3 separate regions of the Mus musculus genome follow, and all the other regions are linked to region 1. Evidence: chromatin loops called from intact Hi-C (ENCODE). Cell type or tissue: heart. All regions are shown on one strand.

What was found. Hi-C counts contacts between places; a loop is a spot of excess contacts. Peaks named below come from ENCODE experiments on the same cell type or tissue, not always from the same donor. Only the 100,000 strongest peaks of a DNase experiment are listed, where the experiment ranks them.
Region 2: it touches region 1 in a loop (4-fold over the local background); 14 of 42 quality-filtered maps call a loop at or near these places.
Region 3: it touches region 1 in a loop (3-fold over the local background); 7 of 42 quality-filtered maps call a loop at or near these places.

What each region holds. Positions count from the first base shown.
Region 1 is chr2:166,439,104-166,441,603 of GRCm38, forward strand. No RefSeq gene overlaps it. Among named protein-coding and RNA genes, the nearest start is that of 5031425F14Rik, 7.1 kb to the right of the region's middle. RefSeq lists an enhancer at 1,517-2,500. In heart, a CTCF peak has its summit at 1,531 (motif pointing left); no DNase peak of the experiment used is centred here; H3K27ac peaks cover 813 bases.
Region 2 is chr2:166,563,556-166,566,055 of GRCm38, forward strand. It overlaps Gm29679 (predicted gene, 29679), which reads left to right and starts at 967. Exons shown (of 2, transcript NR_152154.1): 1 at 967-1,295; 2 at 1,386-2,500. In heart, CTCF peaks have their summits at 527 (motif pointing left), 1,145 (motif pointing left) and 2,151 (motif pointing right); DNase peaks (open chromatin) are centred at 536 and 1,136; H3K4me3 peaks cover 759 bases; H3K27ac peaks cover 1,048 bases.
Region 3 is chr2:166,083,775-166,086,274 of GRCm38, forward strand. It overlaps Sulf2 (sulfatase 2), which reads right to left. Exons shown (of 21, transcript NM_028072.5): 8 at 1,909-2,037; 9 at 612-668; 10 at 82-211. Among named protein-coding and RNA genes, the nearest start is that of Gm52534, 35 kb to the right of the region's middle. In heart, a CTCF peak has its summit at 1,375 (motif pointing right); DNase peaks (open chromatin) are centred at 537 and 1,377.

The DNA of each region.
Region 1 (2,500 bases):
TGCACGAGTGGACAGTCTATTGCTCAAACTGGACCACCTGCTTAGCACGTGGGAAAGTTAGGACTCCATCCCTGGAAACACACACACACACACACACACAGAGGTAAGCCTAGTGGTTAGGGAGGCAAGCAGACATACACTGACACGCCTAGTCCAGATGAGAGTGTGCCCTCGCCCTGCAGTCTGGGGGCCAAACAGGTGGAGTGTGCTCCAGCATGTTCAGGGAGCTGGGGTCTTAGTACAAAATAACAAATACCAGGATGTACGATGGCAGCACAAGATGCTAAGAGACCCAGGGATGGAGCTACCTGTTCAGCTGCCCCTTTGAATAGAGACCTCATATTGAACTTGCCCTCACTCAGTAAAAAGACAGTGATGTCCAAATGCTGGGCAGGGGAATGAGCTTGACCTCCTTGGTCCCCACAGCAGACCGGAGACTCTCAGCGCTGCGTGTGCTCCTGGCTGTCATTATTCAGTGCTTATGTTGCTGTCTCTCTCCTATTAGACTCAGTTTTCCAGCTCAGAGATGAAAGTGCGTCTTCTATGGACCCAGTCACAGAAAGCAGCCGAGGACAGAAAGACGGAGCACAGAGGAGGCTCCCCTCCCCTCTATCCTTCCCACCATCTCCACTCCAGCTCAGATCTGCTGGTGCGGGATCAGTGGCTGGCTCAGCTCAGCAGCCATCTTTCTAAAACAGAGCCGTGAACCTGCCATTATCTCTGGGGTCTCGGTGAAGCACAGCGAGATCTAAGCCGGCTGGCCCTTGCCTCTCCAAGGCTGCCTGGGTGGTGTTCTGAATCCAATCAAGAGGTCAGCAGCAGGCATCACCAGGGGCTAAGGGTGGTCACTGTGTCCTTTGTATCCTGATTGGCAAAACCACAAGGCCTTCCCCCAGCACCGACCTCCACAGACTTCAAATACTGTTTGACCCTAACATAACTCAACTTGAAAGAGACAGTTGGTTACAAAGTGTTTGCTTGGCAAGCCATTCAGACAGCTTAACGCTCAGCGAGAGCTCAGTTGGTAGAGTGCTTGCGGAGCAGAGCAGGGCATGAACAAACACTGTGCATGGGACGTCCCAGCACTGTACAAACTGTGAGCAGGGACACTCACTTGTAGTTCCTGTAGTTGGGAAGTGGAGGCAGGAGGATGAGAGGAATCTGAGGTCATCCTCTATTATGTAGCGAATTTGCAAACAGCCTGAGCTACACCGGACTGAGGCAAAGCAAAACAAAACAAAAACAAAGGCAGGGATCTAAAAGTGAGACATTTGGTGCTGGAGAGAGCACTCACTGCTCCTGCAGAGGACTAAAGTTCAGTTCCCAGCGCCCACAGCAGGAGACTCACCACCACTACAACTCCAGCTCCAGGGGTCCCCAGCTCCAGGGGTCCAATGCTCCTTTCAGGCATGTGCTGGCACCCAAAGTCAGGTGTGCATACACACAGATAGAAAACAAATCTTTATTAAAGAGATAGAATAAAAAGACCACTGAATAGGCTACTCTGACCCCAGCACTCTGCTGCCCCCTATAGGTCACTTTTTTAGTTTTCCAGTGTATCCCTCATTACTTTCTCCTGCGAATACAAACAGAATGGGCAGCATCACTTTCGCCTTGCTGTAAGCCTTAACTTCACCTACATCCAATGAAAACACGATGAGCGGCTTCCCATCTTGATGTCACGTGGCACTTTGCTTACATGCAACAATAATAGAACCACCTCCTATCTGTACTTTATCCATTTCAGGCTCCCTCAGGATGCCCATACCCCACTGTCTTTATTTGGTTCGGGCTTTATTTTTAATCAGCCACCCGCAGAGGGATGTTCATATTGTTTCTGTCGATGGTTCCCACCAACAAAGCTGTGATGTATGAACTCAGTCATCAGTATCTAGATTCGGGGACCCACAGGAGAAAGACACAGGCGCCAGAGTGCTGGCACAGAGACCAAGAGCGTTTGTCACTTCACAGGGATGGCCGCTGATGGTGTAGCACAATTTGGCTTCCAGAGGCAATTGTCGGGAATGTATAGTTCCTCATGGTCCTATCAGCATAGAATAATCACCCATGTTTTTTAATTTTTCCCCTTAACGACAGTGAAAGCTTTATCTCTTGTATGTTACTGGGGCATACGATAGAGATGGCTCCATGGATAGGCGCTGGCCACACAAGCGTGAAGGCTAGAATTTGGGTCCTAAAAAACCTACCCAAAACCTGAGTAGACGTGGCAGCTGCCTGTTATCCAAACACATACAGGACCAAGACAGGAGATTCCTGGAGCGGGCTGGCAGGCCAGACTAGCCCAATCAGAGAACTCCCAACTCAGTGAGCAGCCCTGCCTATGATTGAGAGTTGTGGAGGATACCTAATGCATGTGCACACATGTGCACATGGACCTGAACATACGTGTGCCCATGCTCATGAGAACATGCATATACACACACACATGTACACCACACATATGCACATGCCAAGAGAAAAAAAAAAACATATTTTCATC
Region 2 (2,500 bases), 120 kb after region 1:
GCACCGGGCGGTGGTGGCGCAAGCATTTAATCCCAGCACTTGGGAGGCAGAGGCAGGCGGATTTCTGAGTTCGAGGCCAACCTGGTCTACAGAGTGAGTTCCAGGACAGCCAGGGCTACACAGAGAAACCCTGTCTCGAAAAAACAAAAAACAAAAAACAAAAACAAAAACAAAACAAAAAACAACAACAACAAAAAAATCCAATGGCTTTGGTGGCTCCTGTTTGTCATATGTAATGCCCCTGCCTCTGACTGGGAACTGCATCTGGAACTACTCATCTGACCCTTAAGCCAACTGAGTGGGTTTTTTTTTTCCCCCTCTGTAGAGTGGTAAGAGTGTCACCAAGTCACTGAGCACTGTGTCAGGTCTGAATGTCACAACTGGTTCTTCAAAGGCGTCGGGACATACGCATGTGGGCAGTTTCTACCTTCAAGTGACTCCTGAACACCCCCTGGCCCCCACTACCCCTCTGCCTTGCCTCTTAACTCTGAAGCAGGCAGGGGCTCCCTCTCAAGACAGCCTTGCCCACAGCGCCACCTGGTGGTCATAGTTCTAAATGGTTCCAGTGGTAAGTGGGGGAATTGGGGGAAGACAGTAAGCATGGTTTAGCGGCCACACCCCCCACAAGCACCTCTGTGGGTGACAAGGGTTTCCTGTGTTCTCCTGGATCCAAATGGAAGAAAGACGAAGGGCAAAGGAGAGAAGGGAACAGAAGAGGAAAGAACAGAAAAACAAACAAACAAACAAACAAACACCCAAAATCACGCCCAGAGACCCAGCACAAGGCAAAGAAAACCCAGAAAGGGCGCGGGGGGGGAGGGGCGCGGGGGGAGGGGAGGACAGAATCAAAAATAATGACCAGAGAGAGAGAGAGAGAGAGAGAGAGAGAGAGAGAGAGAGAGAGAGAGAGAGACCTAAGAAAAACCGTTGAGAAACTAACGAAAAGACGCTTATACGTCATTCGGCCTTTCAGCCTGGCCGCTTATCCAAACAGCCTAGCCTCAGCCACCCCTGCAGGCAGGCGTTGTCCTCAATGAGGGCACCTGTGGCCAAACTGTGTCTGAAGCCCCTAGGAAGGACCCTACCAGGCAACTGCTACCTCTGGGCAATCCGCGGTCCCTGGTGCCCTCTGCTGGACAGGCTGGGCTCTACATGCCTTCAGAAAGTTACTTCAGGGCCAGGCTGTCGTGAAGGAAACTGAGCCTCTGAGAGAGGTAGTGACATTCCTTCGGGCAAGCACAGGGGCTGTAGGATCAGGGGACAGAGGCAAGAACTCTAGCCTCAGAAGTCATAAGGTAAGCCCTTCCCCTCGGCTTGAAAGTCCCACCAGACGGAACACAGACACCTGCACCCGGTAGGGTCAAGTGTGCAATTTATGTTCCCAGGTCTTCTCACCAGATCCAAGGACAGCACTGGCTCAAAGTCAGACACCCTGCCTCCAGTCTCCCCGAATCATTTCTGGGGGACCTTCTCTCTGCAGACCCCGGGGCAGGATTCTTGTGGACATCTCAGAGACTCCTGGCAACTCCAACTGCGCACATCTGGAATCCACATGACCCAGAAGATTCCCCTCCCTGCCCTGAAACCCTCAAAGAAGCCCTTAAAGAGATCAGTACTGTTGTTTGAAACCAGAATTGAGAGGCAAGGCTACCTTTCCACAGAGACCCAGCGGTGTTTCGAATAGACAAGGGACGGGTGGGGACTATGAGGGACTCGTGAGAAATGGACAGAAGTGTCGGTGTTTTCCTGTATGTGGGAAATGAGGGAAGAGAGAAAGAAGAGGAGGGAGAAAATGAGGAGGAACGGAAGGAGGAGGTCACCCAGGGCTGGCCACGGCCTGCACATCAAACTTAGCCCAAGAAGCAGCTGGCTGGGCTGGACCTACAAACCCCAGCAATCCATGAAGTCCATCTTGGCCCAAGCAGATGAACACCCACAAACTGTGTGGGACCCACCTGGGCCCAGGCCTGTGTGCTCAGGATGCTCTGGCTGGCTGTATGGCATCCGTTATGATGGGCATGCTTGTGGCCAGCTTGGATTCCAGGCCTTGCTGCACTTTTAAAGACTTGTCTACTTTTCTGTATGTATGTGAGTGTCTTGCCTACATTGTATACCATGTGTGTGCCTGCTGTCCACAGAGACCACAAGAGGGCGTCTGAGGCCCTGGAGCAGGAGTTACAGATGGTTGTGAGCTGCCACGAGGGGCCTCTGGAAGAGCAGTCAGTGTTCTTACTGCTGAGCCGTCTCTCCAGGCTGTGAGTGAGGACTTTGTTTGTTTGTTTGTTTTGTTTTGTTCGAGACAGGGTTTCTCTGTGTAGCCCTGGCTGTCCTGGAACTCACTTTGTAGACCAGGCTGGCCTCGAACTCAGAAATCCACCTGCCTCTGCCTCCCAAGTGCTGGGATTAAAGGCATGCGCCACAAACACCCAGGTCGGAAGTGAGGATTTTAAGCTCCGCGTTTACTCAGATGCAATGGTCTCAGACACTGGGGCAGACAGTT
Region 3 (2,500 bases), 360 kb before region 1:
TACCCTGACAGGGACCAGAGCCTCCCATGTAACCATGGCAACCACACCCCAGAGGACCCAGAAGATCCGCCATCTCCTCACCTGCCCCAGCTGTTCGCATGCTGTCTGGTACTCAGCTCGCTGACACAGGTCCTTCACGCGCTGGTACTTGGGCAGGAAGTTCTCCTCCTGGGCATTCACTTTGTCACCCTCCCTCTTGTGGAGCAGTTTGCTGAGGGAGATGCGGGGCTGGTTGAACTGGGTGGAGCCCTGGGGCAACTTGTGCTTGCCTAGGCTGCCGGCCCTGCATAGCTCTGTGGAGACCTACTGTGGAGGATGGGTGGCTGGTGGCTTGAGAGCACCTGGGTTTTAATGGGAAGTCTACAGGAGCTGTCTATCCCAGATGGCCTGAGTTAGGATTAAATGAACAGTGATGACATCGTACAGGCTCTGCCAAGTATGTTGAATGGGGACATGTGGCCTCCAGATTCGAATTCTGCATGAGCCACCCAATTGTGACAGGGAATTTGGACACAGCTCTGAGTCACCCAGTCACTAGCACAGCACTATTCAGCCTCCCACAGTCTTGTGACCACTCCTCATGGGGGTCTTCCTGCCCGGCCGGCACTCACCCTCTCTCCACCAGGAAGGAGTCTCGCCAGACCCTCAGCTTCTTTTTCAAGTGGAACCTAGAAAACAAGCAGGTCCAGCATCCTGTCTGCCGGGTTCCCGTGTCCCCAGCCCTGTCCACAGGTTCTCCATACCCTGGGCCAAGTGGCAGTCATTGAGTGACACTGGAAAGGTTTCCACACCCCAGGGACAGGGCTGCTTCTCCAAGATGTGTTCTGAATGCCTCTTTGTGGTTGAAATGGGTACAGTTACATGGGCATTTGCACGTGTGTGTGTGTGTTTGTGTGTGAGTTTTGGAGTCTCTCAGGAGCCCAGTTCTGGGCTAATGAGTGCCTGCAGGGGGTCATTTCTCCTGATCTATGAGATAACCAAGAAGTCAGACTCTTCGTCACAATGGCTATGACTTTTGTGGCCCTATTGATGGGTGGTGGGACTGACCGGGAGTGTGTTCCAGGTGTCCTGGGTGGCTGAAGGAAGCAGCAATGAAATGGGGGAAAAAAAAAAACAAAAAAAAAAAAACAGAAAGGAAGGTGGAAAGGAAGGTGGCTAGAGATGAGGAACCAGAAAGGCAGGAGCGACCCCTTGTGGTCCCCGATTCTCAAGTGTCCTGTGCCCCTACACTCTGCATGTGTCCATTTTAGACCCTTCCAGCCCCCTTCGTTGGAAGATGTACCGACCTTACAGGGCCACCAGCCACCTGTAGATCTCAGGGCTGGGCCCCCTGGGAGGAAAGTCTAGGAGAGGCTCACAGAAAGATCTGTTATCCAGGGGGCAGTTTCACTGTTGACCACAAGGGGTCGCTCCTGCCTTTCTGGTTCCTCATCTCTAGCCACCTTCCTTTCCACCTTCCTTGTTTTGTTTTCCCCATTTCATTGCTGCTTCCTTCAGCCACCCAGGACACCTGGAACACACTCCCGGTCAGTCCCACCACCCATCAATAGGGCCACAAAAGTCATAGCCATTGTGACGAAGAGTCTGACTTCTTGGTTATCCTCTATCTCTCTAGGATTCAGAGAACACAACTTTCCTTTACTGGGTTACTATGAGGGCCAACGTGCTGGAGTGCCCGGGGCACAGCACAGTGCTACTGTTAACTTTGGGCTTTTCATCCTTTTAGCTTTGGAAGGTCCTTAGCTCCAAATGGGAGGATAGAATCCCAGAGAGGGCTGGTCCTTCAATCTCTCATGGGTTAGTGGGGGGCACCTAGATCCTGATTCCAGTGGCCTTCCCAGTTCCCCGTGGTTGAGTTCCCCCTGGCTAGGGAGCCTCCTTCCCTGGGTCTCTCTTGCTCCTTCTCACCGGTTCACTGGCCGCTCTGAGTCCAGTAGTTTGAGAATAGACTTCCCGTCCATGTCTGCAGGGATGTCCAGTCCAGCGATATCCAGTATGGTGGGGGCCAGGTCAATGTTGAGGACAATGTGGGGGTTCCTGGGGAACAGAGAGGGAGTGGAAACTTGGCCACCTGGGTGGCAGCTTAGCTTGGGACAGAGGCATCTGGAGGTGAAGAGGGAGGGACATCTGCAAATGAGAGAGCTTCCATCCTGACACTCTGACCCGTAGGGAGGCCAGTTCCAGCCGGACCGTCCGGTGCTGCACTGTCAAGGTTACATGCCCTAATACTATCCTCCTCTGCCTCTAGGGTTCATGCCCGCCCTCTTGTTGGTTCTTGCTGGCTGGGCACGCACAGTCTGGCCTCTGAGCACCTGTTATACTCGACCCAGAATGATTTTCCTCGAGGCAGCCGTGTGTCGCTTTTAGCTCTTAACAAGGAGTCTGGTGACAAGCCCCATAGGCTTGGGGACCCCACTCCTGGGATCACATTAGGGTGATCCACTCAGTAGCCACCCATGTGAGAGGGGCCCGGCAAAGACTATGAGGGATGGGTTGGCGC